2 separate regions of the Mus musculus genome follow, and region 2 is linked to region 1. Evidence: chromatin loops called from intact Hi-C (ENCODE). Cell type or tissue: gastrocnemius. All regions are shown on one strand.

Evidence for each region. Peaks named below come from ENCODE experiments on the same cell type or tissue, not always from the same donor. Only the 100,000 strongest peaks of a DNase experiment are listed, where the experiment ranks them.
Region 2: a loop joins it to region 1, with 3 times the contacts of the local background. A loop is called at or near these places in 1 of 42 quality-filtered maps.

What each region holds. Positions count from the first base shown.
Region 1 is chr7:4,861,716-4,869,715 of GRCm38, reverse strand. Isoc2b (isochorismatase domain containing 2b) reads left to right here and starts at 3,537. Exons shown (of 6, transcript NM_026158.2): 1 at 3,537-3,655. In gastrocnemius, a CTCF peak has its summit at 4,516 (motif pointing left); DNase peaks (open chromatin) are centred at 3,423, 4,080, 4,477 and 6,502; H3K4me3 peaks cover 1,867 bases; H3K27ac peaks cover 3,419 bases.
Region 2 is chr7:4,679,701-4,687,700 of GRCm38, reverse strand. It overlaps Hspbp1 (HSPA (heat shock 70kDa) binding protein, cytoplasmic cochaperone 1), which reads left to right and starts at 2,720. Exons shown (of 8, transcript NM_001360629.1): 1 at 2,720-2,807; 2 at 3,135-3,429; 3 at 5,653-5,857. The coding sequence starts at 3,226. In gastrocnemius, no CTCF peak of the experiment used is centred here; DNase peaks (open chromatin) are centred at 2,445, 2,605 and 3,291; H3K4me3 peaks cover 1,631 bases; H3K27ac peaks cover 1,439 bases.

The sequences.
Region 1 (8,000 bases):
TTGAAGCCAGCCTAGGCTCAGGAAGGGAGGGAGGACGCACTATAGTGTGTTTTGATTTCTTTTAAAAACACAGGAATATTAATAAGAATGTGCTTTTGGTTTACTCCCCGGCGTGGGATGTGGGCTGCTTTGGATGCCCACAGCAGCTGACTGTGATTTGCCTCCTGCTCTAGCTAAGGCATGGTTTTGCCCCCCGCAGATAGTTTCTGTGATGAGTTATGGAATTCTGGAGACTTTTCAGAGAGTGTATACATGCTAGGCTCCCCCAAGAGGCAGTGTGGGTTTTATGGGAGTTGGTTGTTGGTTGTTGTTGGTCACTGTCTGTTAAGTAGTCGTGTACAAAGAAGAAAGAACAAGAAGATATTAGATATCCTCACAGCAAAGATCAAACTTGCCCCCAAGGAACTTGATGCCCCTAATCAGCAACAAATCGTCTAATTAACGATGTTGCCCCCTTTCTGACTCCTGACTTTATCCAGGGATGTCTTTCTTCCCTGTCCTTTTCCCTCTCTTGTCCAGTGTTAGGAGGTTGGAAGGGTGGAAGAAAAAGGGTGGAGAAGCGTGGGAGGAAGGAGAATCCGCAAAGCAGCAAAAGGCACACAAGCTACAACACACACACACACAGCACACAAGCTACAACACACACAGCACACAGCACACAAGCTACAACACACACACACACAGCACACAAGCTACAACACACACACACAGCACACAAGCTACAACACACACACACAGCACACAAGCTACAACACACAAACAGCACACAAGCTACAACACACACACACAGCACACAAGCTACAACACACACACACAGCACACAAGCTACAACACACACACACAGCACACAAGCTACAACACACACACACAGCACACAAATCAAAGCAAATACTTCTTTTTGAAACAGGGAGAGAGAGGCAGCTAGAGAGATGGTTCAGCATTAAGAGAAGTGACTGCTCTTTCATGATGAGGAGGTTCGAATACCACAGTCAGGGGGCTCACAAACACCCCCTGTGACTCCAGCCTCAGGGGATCCAAAGTCCATTCAGGCCTCCATGGGTAAACGCACACAGTGAGACAGGGGCATGTAATACATAAATAAGATAAAAATAAATCTGTTCTCTTTCTTTTTCTTTTCTTTCTTTCTTTCTTTCTTTTTGTTTGTTTTTTTTTTTGTTGTTTTTTTGTTTTTCGAGACAGGGTTTCTCTGTGTAGCCCTGGCTGCCCTGGAACTCACTTTGTAGAACAGGCTGGCCGTGAACTCAGAAATCCATCTGCCTCTGCCTCCCGAATGCTGGGATTAAAGGCGTGTGCCACCATGCCCAGCATAAATCTGTTTTCTTAAAGACAGGAAAATAGATGGAACTGGAAAGTATATTAAACAACCACAGGAGAAAAAGTACAAGGAGTCCCATAAAGGACCAGAGGTGGACCCTGAGTCTAGAAGGCTTTGGGCTGTGGTCCAAGAAGGGGGCCTGGGCTTGGTTTATTTATATTATACAGATTCTATTTTTGTACAGATTTGCATGGCACTGTGATTGAATTCGGAGCTTCATGCATGCTGGGCAAGTGCTCCACCATCTGAGTTATATCCACAGCTGTGCCAGGGACGGACTACAAGGGTGGGAACTCTGGAGGGGCTGCCTTTGGCTTTGGGGGTGAGGAGGGGAGAGCCTGTGTTATTTATGGGTTTCACAGGCTTTCCCACTTCCCACGGATCTCCTGAAATGCCAGGCACAGGTACCTCCCAGTTGTGCATTCTACGCTAGGCGAGAGCCACAGGCTCAGTGTCGGCACTAACGTACATGGTGTGAATAGCTGTTAAGGGAACTGAAGCCAGCACCTGCCAATTAACTTTATAGACTCTAACACAAGAGTGATGGCATTTGCCCTTTCTTTTCTCTTTTCTTTTTCTTTTTACCAACCCCTACCGCTACCCACACACCTGCCCTTGGTTTCACTATGTAGCTCTGGGGAGTCCTGGAACTCACTTTGTAGACTAGGCTGACATCCTAACTCACAAAGATCTGCCTGCATCTGCCTTCAGAGTGCTTGGATTAAAGGTATGTACCACCATGCCTGGTTCTTTTCTTCGTGTGTGTGTGTGTTTATAAAATTTTGGGTGTGTGTCTGCCCATGTGTCTGCTTACCACATGCATTCAGTGCCAAAGTGGCCAGAAGAAGGTGTCTGAGCCCCTGGAAGTAGAATTACAGGCGACTGTGAGCCTCCACCACTGTCTGGCTTGTTGTTTTTAATCTTTGTTCAGCTCATTTTGTTTTTGAGGCTCAGTTTCAGGATGCACTTGAGTTCACTGTTCTGGGGAGACCAACTTTGAACCTCTGCCGGTTGCCTTCCCAGTCCCATCCCATCCCCCATCTCTCCCACCCTCACCCCACCCCCATGCATACAGTGCTGGGCACTAAAGCGAAGGCTTTATTCATGCCAGGCAAGGACTCTGCCACCTGAGCTACAGTTCCAGCCTTATTTCTTTTTCTTTGTTCGACAGTGTCACACTCTGTGGCCCAGGCTAACCTGGAACTCTGTGTATATATATATCTCTCCCCCAAAAGATCCTCACCCACACTCAGCCTCCCAAGTGCTGGGTTTACAGTCCTCGTTAGCCACCATGCCTAGCCCTTTTCTCATAACTTCAAGGTGAAGAAATCCTCCTGTCTCCACTTCTGAGTACTTGGGGTCATGGGTATTAAGCCACCGTAATCAGCTTTTGTTTTCTTATTCATTGAACTCAAGGCCTCAGCTTCTAGAACGCTGGGATTACCGGCCCTGAGCCACCATACCAGGTTTATATATCTGGATGAAGTAATCCTCTCTCTCTTAACCCCCACTTCTAAGTACAGAGTCAGTTTTCTATATAGACCACCCAAGGAGACAAGTCCTGAATTCCTGGAGAAAAAGCTAACTGGCAAGCAGTGGGGGAAAATGTCTTACGAGGCTTGTTCTTTTGTTTTCTTAGTTTGACTTTCGGGTTTTCGAGACAGGACTTACTTCCGTGTTGTACTGGCTATTCTGGAATTCGCGTTGTAGAGTCAGAATTATGCCTGCCTCTGCCTCCTGAGTACTGGAACTAAACCATTAACTAAATCATCGGTTTATGATGATTACTGGAACTAAACATTTGCGCCACCATGCCCGGCTGTTGTTTTGGTTGACAGGGTCTCACCACGCAGTCCCGGCTAGTCTCGAACTGGCGATACTCGTGCTTCAGCCTTCCTAGAGCTAGGTTACAGAAAGCATCACCTCTCCCCGGTCGCCCCGGATGGAGTGGATGGTGCCATGAACCCTACACTAGCCAAGATTGAGCCTCTAGCTCTCTGGTCGTTCTTCACCCTCCTTCCGGGTTAGAAGCCGAGCTCTCAGCCAAGGCCCTCCCTCCGTGGATTTTCATTGGTCCTACCCTCTGTCTCTCCGCCTGCTCCAGTTTCTTCAGACCAATCGAATTAACAGGATGGAGTAGAACAGAGTGAGGCGAACGCCGATTGGTTGGCTCGGCGCGGGGGTGTAGACCCGCGGCTCTGACTACGTGTCTACAAAGGGCAAAAAGGAGGCCCAGTACGGGGTCAGTGGGAATCCAGCGGGGAAAAGGTCACGGGACTTCTTGGAAAAGGGGCCCGAACTCGAACCTGGGACCTTCGAGTAAGTCCGGTTCGTTACTTGCTGGCTGTTTGCAAACCCACCATCCCGTCATTCAGACCGGGAAACGGAAGCTTTGCAGGGTGTCGGGTTCGGGGGTTGGAATGGCATTCCATTTGGTCTCAGGATAGACCCGCGGGGAGAGTCCCCAACCCTCTCTAGAGACAAATTTTGCATCAACCCCGCCAGTGAGCTAACCCTGGAGAAAAAAAGAGACCCAGAGAGGAAGGGAAACTCACCCAGGGTCACACAGCCTGAAATTCCTGGTTCCAGGAGTTGTGGTCCCCGCTTCTCTCACAATTACGTGCTCCTCTGTATCGCTCTCCCTAAAGCATCGTGGATCCTCTCCCATCTGTGTCCCCAGTCCATCTCGATCAAATCTGGCGAACTGAGCCTGGCTGTCATGAAAGCCAGGCAAATCAAGTGCTCTCTACCACTGAACTCCATCCAGCCCCCTTGCTCATTTCCTTCACACTGTGCCTCCCAAAAATGGGTTCCCAAGCCAAGAACCCAGCCCTTGGGACATAAGCCTTAAAAACCTATGAGGGGAATAGAGAAGGGGGGGCGAGTAGACATGGCTCAGTGGCTAAGAACTCTGGTTTCTCTTGTAGAGGACCTGGGTTTGGTACTCAGCACCCAGACGGTGGTTTACAACCGTCTTTAAATCTAGTTTCAGGGGACCCGACTACCTCTTCCAGCCTCCACAGACACTACATGCATGTGGCTATGCAGTCTCAGGTCAAACACTCATATAATAAACCCAGTCCGGGCTGGAGAGATGGCTCAGCAGTTACGAGCAGTGGCTCCTCTTCCAGAATGGCTCACAACCATCTGTAATGGGATCTGCTGCCCTCTTCTGGCATGCAGGCATACATGTAGACAGAGCACTCATATACAGGGAATAGATAAATAAATATTTTTTTAAAATTAAAAGTAAATCTGATCAACACACACATTTGGGATCCAGAGAGAAATGACTCCTTCGCTTGTCTCTGACCTCCACATATGCCCCATGGCATGGATACCCTCTCCCATATAGAAACTAAATAAATAAATAGAAATTTTTAAGGAAAAAAAAATCTACATTTGCCATTCAGGGAGCACAGATGGGAGTTTGCCATACCGTTCTTGCGCTTTTCATTTCACTGGCGCACTTTTTATCTGTGTTGGAGACCTCCCTTGCAGGTTTGTTTGTTTGTGGGTTTTTGTTTGGTTTTTTTTTGTTTTTGTTTTGTTTTGTTTTTTAAATGTCTGTGTTGGAGACCTCCCTTGCAGTTGTTTTTGGCTACAAAGAATCCACAGTGAGAATTTGGCTGGCTGCAGTTTTTGTAATCCCAGCTACTCCTTCCGGAAGTTTCAGCAGGAGAATTGCTCGTTGAATTCCAGGTGCCCTTGGGCGATTTAGCAAGATTCTGTGGCAAACGGTGTTGAATCTGATCTCCAGTACTGCATGAATCACTTGTATGCTGATAAATTCTTGCACTAGGGTGTGGAGGCTAGAGGATCAGAAGTTCTAGGTCACCCCAAACCACAAAGTGGAAAACTTGAGAGAGAGAGAGAGAGGGAGAGGAAGAAAGAAGTATATGTATCTAATCACAGCTCAGTGACTCCATACCTAGAATCCCAGGATTTAAACAGCTCACACAGGAGGGTTGACGTGAGTCCCTGGCCAGCCTTGAGTCCATGAGAAGCTCTCTGCTCTACACAGTGGTTGAGAGTGGATATGATGCCATAGGTCATTAAACATTATTAGTGTCTGTTATGTAAGGCATTATGGGTCACCAGGTGGCCAGACTGCAAGTGTCTGTGGCCTAACTGGCTACATTTGGGAATTTGTGGCCCTTTATCACTAGAGCCCTGTCAAAGAGTCTTGTGATTAATAATAACCTGGTCCCTGTCAGATAAATACTTAGGGACAGATTTCTGGATCAGAGGGTTTGTGTCTCCGTCACTTTGAGGATGGTGACCATGCCTGTCAGGCTATGAGACGTTCTGAGCCTCTAGACTGGTCCCTCCGGAGCTCCCTGCTGCCTTCAGCAGATTGCTAGGTCTTTGTGATCCTCTGTGTGTCTCTCTAGCTCATCCACCCCTCAGAAATGTCTCGTGGTGCCTCCGTGTCCCTTGTGCTCAGAACCAGAAGATAGCCCCAGGAGTGGGAAGGAGCCCTCTGGGCACTGGGTGGATTGCTCAACGGGTTAGGTATTGGCCACTCAAGTCTGAGGAGTTAGGTTTGGTTCCTTGATACTCGTGTAAAGCTAGATACAGTAGCATGGAACTGTAATCCCAGTGGTCATACTGGGACATGGGAGATAGAAATGGGAGACTCCCCCAGAAGTGTCCTGGCCAGCTAGCTTGGCTTGTACAGCAGCAGAAAACAGGAAACTTTATCTCAGTGTGGAAGGTTACCGCCAACACATGAGGCTGGGCTCTGATCTCCACATGTGCTTTCATGTATATGCTCCCACTTACACACACACACACACACACACACACACACACACACAGGGGTAGGTGGAGGAACACAGACACTCACTGGCCCTCCAGGAAATGGGGAGCAGGGGCCTTGAGGTGGGACATGACTGGGCTGAGGCTAAGGGGGAGTCTAGAGGCTGTGGTCGTGTGGGCAGGGCTTCTATCTCAGTTTTCAGGTCTGGGAGAAGATGTTGGGTCAAACAGAAGTGTCTGTCAATTTTGAACCTCATCCCCACAGGCTGTTTTTGTTAGCTGTTGACTTTATTCCAAAGCTTGTATTCATTCTTCACTGGACAATCTGTTACACGTTATGCAATCTTAGATTTCTTCTTGGTTAGCTTTTTTAAGGCAAGGTCACTATGCAGTCCTGGCTGGCCTCCAACTCTTGGCACACCACCCAGATAAACCTCCAAAGTGCTGGGATTTTAAGCATGCTCACCATACCCAACACATTTATTCTGATTTTATAGCTCTTCCTTCCTCCCTCCCTCCCTCCCTCCCTCCCTCCCTCCCTCCCTCCCTCCCTCCCTCCCTCCCTCTCTCTCTCTCTCTCTCTCTCTCTCTCTCTTTCTTTCTTTCTTTCTTTCTTTCTTTCTTTCTTTCTCTTTTTGAGACAGGGTTTCTCTGTGTAACCGTAGCAATACTGTCCTGGAACTCTCTTTATAGATCAGCCTGGCTTCAAACTCACAGAGATCCTCCTGCCTCTGCCTCCAAATTACTGTGATTAAAGGTGTGCCAGCACTCCCTGCTTCAGTGTTTTTGAAAGAAGAGGGAAGCTGGCGCCTACATGGTGGCTAATAGCTCTCTGTAAGTCCAGCTCCAGGTAATTTGACGCCCTTTTCTGGACTCTCTCACCATGACATCCATGTGTTTCACAGACATACATGCAGGCACAAGACCAATCAATACACATAAAGTAAAAATAAATAAATAAATAAATAAATAAATAAATAAATAAATAAATCTTGGAATCTTAGAACTGGAAGTGGAGGCAGAAGGATCCAAAGTTCAGTCATATTGTGATTCACAAGTTTTGTTTTTTTGAGACAGGGTGTTTGTTTGTTTGTTTGTTTGTTTTGTTTTGTTTTGTTTGAGCCTTGGTCAATCTGGCCTCAAACTCAGAGATCTGCTTGCCTCTGCCTCCCGGAGTACTGAGATTAAACGTGTGTTGAAGCAGAATTTTAGCAGAGCCATTGTATCTGGTGTTAACTCAGAGCAATGGCACCCAGGCTCTGAAGTAACCTTTTGCACACAGTCAGTGGTTGTTATCCTAGACTTGTTTCTTTGAAGGAGTCTCAGAGCCTTTGCACAACTTAGTCCAGAGACATACCGGGCAAACCTGGAAGTCTCTTATGGCTGAGAAAGCTTAGGTAATGGTCCCAACAGAACCTAGATGAGTGAGAGGTTTTGGCATGCAGAAACTGACTTGCTCAAGGTGCCCTTTGTGTAACAAGAAAGAGGTTCTGCCAAGTGCTTCAGACTTTGGTCCCTGAAAAGCTGATCCCCCTGCAGCTAAGAAGCCTAAACTCATCCTGCAGTGTCTCCTTCTTCATTCAGTGGTCCTGCTTAAGCCAGTGGGTGTCCCCAGTGATCTTAGTCAATGAGTCAAATGATGGACTCGTCCTGTTTTAGTTTAAGATGCAAGGCCTCAATGTTAGTCCAATCAGAATGAGAATTAAAGGCCCAGCCAATGCTGATAGCAGAGTGGCTAACCAGGGAACCAAGAGAACAGAGACCAATTATTTCCCCATCCATGGCAAAACAACAACAACAACAAAAAACCACCACTTTTAATTACTCCTGATCAATTAGCCCAGAAACAACAGGTTTCTTCCAAAGCCATACATAGGGGTTTTTCTTATTGCTGTTGTTGTTG
Region 2 (8,000 bases), 180 kb after region 1:
AAGGTAAGGCTGGAGAGATGGCTTAGCAATTGAGTTCTATTCTTTCAGAGGACCCAAGTTCTGTTGCCAGAACCCATGTCAGGAAGTTCTCAATTACTGGTAACTCCAGCTCCAAGGAATACAAAACCCTCTTCTGGCCTACACATATACACATACATAAAGAGTCTGGATCAGGTGAGATTGCTCAGCAGTGAAGAGCATCGCCTGCAGCCAGACAGTGGTGGTGCACGCTTTTAATCCCAGCACTTGGGAGGCAGAGGCAGGCGGATTTCTGAGTTCAAGGCCAGCCTGGTCTAGAGGACAGCCAGGGTTACACAGAGAAACCCTGTGTCGAACAAACAAACAAACCCCCCAAACAACAAAACAAACAAACAAACAAACAAACCGCACTGACTGCTCTTCGAGAGGTCCAGAGTTCAATTCCCAGCAACCACATGGTGGCTCACAACTACTATCTATAACAAGATCTGATGCCCTCTTCTGTCATGCAGATGTATATGCAGACAGAGTACTAATAAAAATAAATAATTTCTTTTTAAATACAAAAATCAAGCCAGGCAATGGTGGCAAATACCTTTAATCCTAGCACTTGGGAGGCAGACACAGGTAGATCTCTGAGTTTGATTCCAGCCTGGTCTACATAATGAGTTCCAGGACAGCCAGGGTTACACAGAGAAACCCATATCAAAACAAAATTAAAAACAAGATATTTGTTAACAGCAATAGTAAGAGTTACAGGGAACAAACCTTATCTTCTGGCCCACAAGGGCACCAAGCAGGTACATAAGGTGTGTATATATACACAAGTAGGTAAAATACTCATACACAAAATAAAAATGAATAAAACGGAGCAGGGTGAGTGTGCATACTTTTAAAAAATATTTATTTATTATTATACACATGTACACTGTAGCTGTCTTCAGACGCACCAGAATAAGGTGTCAAATCTCATTACGGGTGGTTGTGAGCCACCATGTGGTTGCTGGGATTTGAACTCAGGACCTCTGGAAGAGCAGTCAGTGCTCTTACCCGCTGAGCCATCTCGCCATCCCTGAGTGTACCTACTTTTAAGGCGTGTGAATATTTATGAGTTGTAGGGCAACCTGCTCACATCGTTCTGCAGGCCTGCCCAGGCTACATACTGAGAGCCTCCCCAAAACAAAACACCAAAATAAGGAACCATCTCCAAAACAAAAAACAAAAGAGGGGTGGGGTGGGACGGAGAGAGAGTTCAATGAGAGATATTTCAATGATTAGGAACTCTTGTTGCTTTATTGCTCTTGCTGAAGACTCAGGTTCAACTCCTAGCACCCAATTATGATGGCTCACAACCATCTGTAACTCCAGTTCCTGGCAATCCATCAAGCAAGCATACAGTGCACGCACATACATGCAGGCAAAATGTTCAGGGTCAGTGGTGGCACACGCCTTTAATCCCAGCACTCAGGTGGCAGAGGAAAGTGGATCTCTGTGAGTTTGAGGACAGCATGGTCTACAGAGTAACTTCCAGGACAGCCAAGGCTATACCGTAAAACACTGTCTCAAAAAACAAAACAAAAACTAACCAACCACAAACTATTTGTACACAAGTAAATAGGTAAGTCTACAAAAAAATTAAAAGAACAACAATAATTTAAGAGGCTGAAGAGATAGCTTGTCATTAAGAGTACTTACTGTTCTTGCAAAGAGCCTGAGCTTGGTTCCTAGCACCCATATATATATATATATTGGTTGTCTCATAACTGCCTGTAACTACAGCTTTAGTTTGTCCTTTGTCTCTGGCCCCATAGAAACCTGCATTTACAGGCATCTGCCTCCTCCCCTACTACATAATTAAAAACAATCTTTAAAAATAAAATCTAGCCGGGCAGTGGTGGCCCACACCTTTAATCCCAGCACTCGGGAGACAGAGGCAGGCAGATTTCTGAGTTCGAGGCCAGCCTGGTCTACAAAGTGAGTTTCAGGACAGCCAGGACTACACAGAGAAACCCTGTCTCGAAAAACCCAATAAATAAATAAATAAATAAATAAATAAATAAATAAGTAACTCTAAAAATATTTTTAAAATGATTGGAAGATCGAAGGTGGAAGACAGCTGATGTTGACATGGGACTTCCCACACACCATGCATAGTCACATGAAGACACACAACTCACACAGAGTATTCCACACTGAAACCGGTAATAAATGGGGAAACTGAGGCCTAGAAAAAAGTGAGCCCGAGTCTCAGGTTACAAAGGTGGGATATTAGGGGAGATATCCCGAGACTCTAGGAGCAAATGCAGTTAAAATCAGTTGAGTGAGGAACAAAACCGTCTGAGCAGCAGCAGCAGCAGCAGCAGCAGCAGCAGCAGCAGAGAAGGGGCGTGGCCTACGCAGGGGCGTGGCCGAACAGGACAAGCTGAAGTTCCAGGTACTAAGAGGCGGGACTTGACTGGGACAGGCCGAAAGGCCTAGAAAAGAGGCGGGGAATATGGGCATAGGCGGGGCCTATGCCTGGGAGGGGAGGAGTTCGCCATGAAAGTCCCTTGTTTGCTAAGATAAACAGAGGAGCTAGGGGGCGGGGCTTATAACAAAAGCGCGAAATGTAGGGGCGTGACAAAGAGAAAGTGGTGGGGGCCTAGTCGACAGAGGCGGAGCTAAGTGCCGCATCCGCTAAGAGGTGCTGCTTAGAACTGGGCAAACAGCTTGGGGTGAGGCACTTCCGTGTGAGAACTGCGTATTTCCGGTAAAGATGGCGGCGCCCAGTAGAGTCAGGTGCAGCCTAGTCTATCTTTAGGCGTGGTGGCAGCTCTAGACCCGGCAAGGTGAGATCAGCCCCATTGGGGCGCCCCTCTTCAAAGACACGGGAGGAGAATTGTTGCTAAGGAGACTGAGCGAAGGCTTGTTGCCATGGAGGCGGGGCAGTGGGGTTGCTAAGAGACGAGGACGCAAGCTGGGGAGCTTGGGGGGGCTCGTTGCCAGGGAGTAGGTGGGGCCTGTTGCTAGGGAGCAAGGAGGGACATCTGGATTTGGGCAAGGGTCCTGTTAGTATGAAGGAAGGAAAGGGGGCTATGGTTAAGGTGGTTGCAGGCAGAATGGTTTGGGATCATGAGAAGACTCCTAACACCTTCAAAACTCCACCTTCTCAGCAGACCTTCAAGAGTCGACCCATCCGGACACCATTGCTGCCTCAGCGGTGACCATCAATTTCCTTTAAACACATTCTTCCTTCACAGAAAGTCCATGGCAGACAAAGGCTCAGGGGGCAGTCGCCTCCCTCTTGCGTTGCCTCCGGCCTCTCAGGGTTGCTCGTCAGGGGGCAGTGGTTCCTCGGCGGGGGGCTCAGGCAACCCCCGGCCTCCACGGAACCTCCAAGGCCTGCTGCAGATGGCTATTACTGCGGGTTCTCAGGAGCCAGACCCCCCTCCAGAACCCATGAGCGAGGAGGTAAAGTATGAGGACCTAAGAAGGTTGGGTGAGGGTCCTGAGGATCTAAGTGTCTTGGGGAGAGTGGCTTAGTGAGCTACAAGCTGTTGTCTTCCTGGGTGGTGAGCTAGAGTCTAAATGTGGCATCATGATAGGGTGAAGGTCAGCTGTAAAGTGTCCGATCGCAGCCTTGTATTGGGAAGTCTCATGATGAGTGAAAAGTCTAAAAGCAAGCTGGGTTCTCTAGACCCAGGCAGAACTAGATTCAGCTTTGTCTCCACAAGTGTGACCTTGGGTATATTATTTAATCTTTCGAATCCTCAAGTGTTCGTTCATTTTTGAATTGATGGTGATAATAGTAATGATAGTGTCTTATCAGGCAATTCTGATGTTCCAGTCTATACTGACTCGTACACAACGTAGTTGGGTTTTGCCAGTTGCCAGCCATGACCTTGGTTGGGCAATTCACATCCTTTCTTTGCCTCTGATTTTTTTTTTTTAATCAATGAATTTGGAATAGCTATAATAAAACCTTACAGAATTGTCTTAAAGGTTGATAGGAATTTTTCATGTAACTTTTTTTAATTGACATTTACGATACATAGAATATTGTAGTAATTCAGTTAAGTTACAGAATAATTTATACATGTTGTGTCATGTTGTGCCAAGGTGGAAATAGGCATAGAGCAATGAGATAGTTTGCCCAAATTTGTCCAGGAGCGTGATTTCAAAGCCTTACAGCTTCTTCCCCTTTTCTTTCCTGTTTTGAGATTGCGGTCTCAAACAGACCACGCTAGCCTTAATGACCTTACCCTCCTGACCTTCCTGCCCCACCTCCAAAGTCTTGGACTTACAGATATATGGTAGCCATTTCAGTCCTCCTGAAGCGCCCTTTTGGGGACAGTGTAGTTTCTGGTCTTCCTCTGGACTCCTTTCTTTTGTTATCTCTTGTTCTCCTCATTCTCTATCTTTTCTGGCTTTTTTTTTTTTTTTTTTAATTTCTCCAGACGACAGTTGGCATGGCTGGAGAGCCCTTCTTGTTCCAACTTGGTAGCAAGTGCAGACCAGGGATACTATTCAAACCTCATGTAGTTCTCAGGACTTTTGTCACAATACAGAACCATCCAGCTCACCACAGCCTCCGGTTGTATAGCTGATCCTCAAACCTGACATCTTTTGGGAAATGGGCGGGACTTGTTGCTGAGGACAGAACCCCTGTATCAGCCTGACTCCTCTTTCTCCCCTCCTCCCTTAGCTCAACAGTTGGTTCTCTCTTCAGAGTCCAGGATCTGGCCATATTTCACACTGATACACAGATGAGGTTGTTCTTGAACTTGCTTCTGCCTCCATCCCACCCCGTGCTGGGATTATAAGCATGTGCCACCGAAACCTGCTCCATAAACTTTTCTCTTGCATGGACTACTTAGAATCCTAGTAAGCGCTCTTTCCCTGCTCCTATGCTTCTCAGTCCACCTCTCTGCCTCTCCTCGGGAGAACTCCCTTCCCAGCTCCACCCACTTCATTCAGAGCAGAATCTAGGCCTTTGCATCTGTTTGTAAGATCCAACTTGCTCCTTTCCTGGGGTGTTTCTCTCTCCTCAACTTTTTTCTTCCCTCACTTAACCTTGCTTCAGCCACCTTGGCTTGCTGGTGATTGCCTCTGTCTTGAATATTCTTCCTAGTATATGCTTGGCTATTCCCTGGCCTATTTCATTGCTGACATCTGACCCTCCAAGATGACCCCGTTTAAGTTCTACAGGCCAACCTCCACTCCCATGATCCTCCATTGTGCTTAATCTTACTTACCCTATAGCACTTGTCATATTGCCATCTCCTGTCACACTACATGTTTTGTTTTGTTTGTTTTTTCCCTCTAGCTTCTCTCTGTGTTTGTCTTGCACACACCCTGAACAACACTTTTTTTTCTCTAATCAGTCTGTCTCAGGACTGACTCCCTAGAACCTAGAAAAGAAGTTATGAGTAAAAACTGTGTAAACATCTGAGTGTGGTGGCTCTTGCTTGTTAATCCCAGCACTTGGGAGTCTGAGGCAGGAAGGCTGCTGTGAGCGGGAAGCCAGACTGCACTATAGAATGAGAGACTCCTGTGCTTCCCCCAAGATGTCTCCTAGATACTTGTTGATGGAAAGAGCCATCAGTCCTTGCATTTGGCTGTCCTATTAGTGTCACTCCCTGGGCAGTCACTGAGAGACATCTTCTACCCCCATCCTTCTCCCTTCTTCCCTAGAGACGCCAATGGCTGCAGGAAGCCATGTCGGCCGCCTTCCGGGGCCAGCGAGAGGAGGTGGAGCAGATGAAGAACTGCCTCCGGGTCCTGTCCCAGGCCACACCCGCAATGGCTGGCGAAGCTGAGCTGGCCACTGACCAGCAGGAGCGTGAAGGCGCACTAGAGCTGCTGGCAGACCTGTGCGAGAACATGGACAATGCAGCAGGTACCCTCCTCCCTCAGTACTCCCCAGGCTGTCCCACATGCTGTCTGGCTCTGCCCTTTCCCAATTCTCCTGTATTGAACCAGCAGCTCCTCCCAGGAACAAAGCCCTCCTCATACCCCACCAAGTCCCTGTGGTGACAGATTTGTTCTGCTACTTCCCGAGGAGTCCTGGGACTGATGTTGACTCCCTAATTTGCTTGCTACTCTCTCAAGGGAAGGGAGGTGGTTTGGGATGGAGTGGTAATCTGAGGCCGCCTGGAAGTAGAGTGTTTGATCAGAGACCTGAGTGAGGGTATTTCATGGGGTATATCACCTGAGTGAGGGTATATCATGGGGTATATCACCTGAGTGAGGGTATGTCATGGGGTATATCACCTGAGTGCGGGTATATCATGGGGTATATCACCTGAGTGAGGGTATGTCATGGGGTATATCACCTGAGTGAGGGTATATCATGGGGTATATCACCTGAGTGAGGGTATGTCATGGGGTATATCACCTGAGTGAGGGTATATCATGGGATATATCACCTGAGTGAGGGTATGTCATGGGGTATATCACCTGAGTGCGGGTATATCATGGGGTATATCACCTGAGTGAGGGTATGTCATGGGGTATATCACCTGAGTGAGGGTATATCATGGGGTATATCACCTGAGTGAGGGTATGTCATGGGGTATATCACCTGAGTGAGGGTATATCATGGGGTATATCACCTGAGTGATGGTATGTCATGGGGTATATCACCTGAGTGAGGGTATGTCATGGGGTATATCACCCGAGTGAGGGTATGTCATGGGGTACTCCTGCTTTACAAAAGGCATTCGAGGCAGTAGGAATAGCTAGTGCAAACGTTGAGGTAGGATGGTGCTACTGTGATCAGAACAGACAGACATCCTCCTGTCAAAGGAGTGGGACGGACACGTGTAGGTCTAGGGTAAGCAATGACATTGAAGTATCCATGGTCAAGGTGCATTCTGTAGGTCACATTCATATGTATGTATGCATGTATGTATATATAATTTATTTATTTTTAAATGAGACAAGATCTCACTATGTAGACCTAGCTGGCTTGGAACTCTGTGGTCCAGGATGGTCTCAAACTCACAGGTATTTTACCTGCCTCTGTGTCTCATGTACTAGGATTAAAGGGGGATCAAAGACATTTGCTACCACAACCAGCTTTTTTTCCTTCTTTTTTAAAGATTTATTTATATGAGTACACTGTTGCTGTCTTAAAGAAGAGAGCATTGGATCCCATAACAGATGATTGCGAGTCACCGTGTGGTTGTTGGAAATTGAACTTAGGACCTCTGGAAGAGCAGTTGGTGCTCTTAACCACAGAACCATCTTTCTATAACCACCCCCCCTTTTTCCCCCTTTTTTATGTATGTATGTATTTATTTAATGTATATGAGTGTACTGTAGCTGTCTTCAGACACACGAGAAGAGGGCATCGGATCCCATTACAGATGGTTGTGAGCCACCATGTGGTTGTTGGGAATTGAACTCAGGTCCTCTGGAAGAGTAGCCAGTGCTCTTAACCACTGAGCCATCTCTCCAGCCCTTTTTTTCCCCCTTTTTTGAGACAGGGTCTCACTGTGTTACCCTTGCTGGCCTAGAACTCACTATGTATACATATTAGGCTGGTCTTAAACCCACAGCGATCCCCCTCCTCTGCCTCCTGAGAGCTAGGATTAAAGACGTTTTATGTTTATGTGTGAGTGCCTGCATGTATGTATTTGTGTGTACCACCACATGCATATCTGGTAACCTCAAAGGCTAGAGAAGAACTTTGAATCCCCTGGAACTGGAGTTACAGGCAGTTGCAGTCTGCCCATGTGGGAGTTGGTAACCGAATATGGGTCCTCTACAAGAACAGCAAGTGTTGTTAATCTCTGAGCCATTCCTCAAGCCCCACATTTTTTTTGTTATTGTTGTTGAGACAAATTCTCAGGCAGCCCAGGCTACCCTCATGCTTGCTGTGTACCTGGGGTTGGCTTTGAACTCCTAATCTTCTTTTCTCCTCTCCCCCGGTGCTGGAATTTCAGGTGTGTGTCACCAGGCCGAGTTTCTTTTTTTTTTTTTTTTTTTTAATTTATTTATTATTTATTATATGTAAGTACACTGTAGCTGTCCTCAGA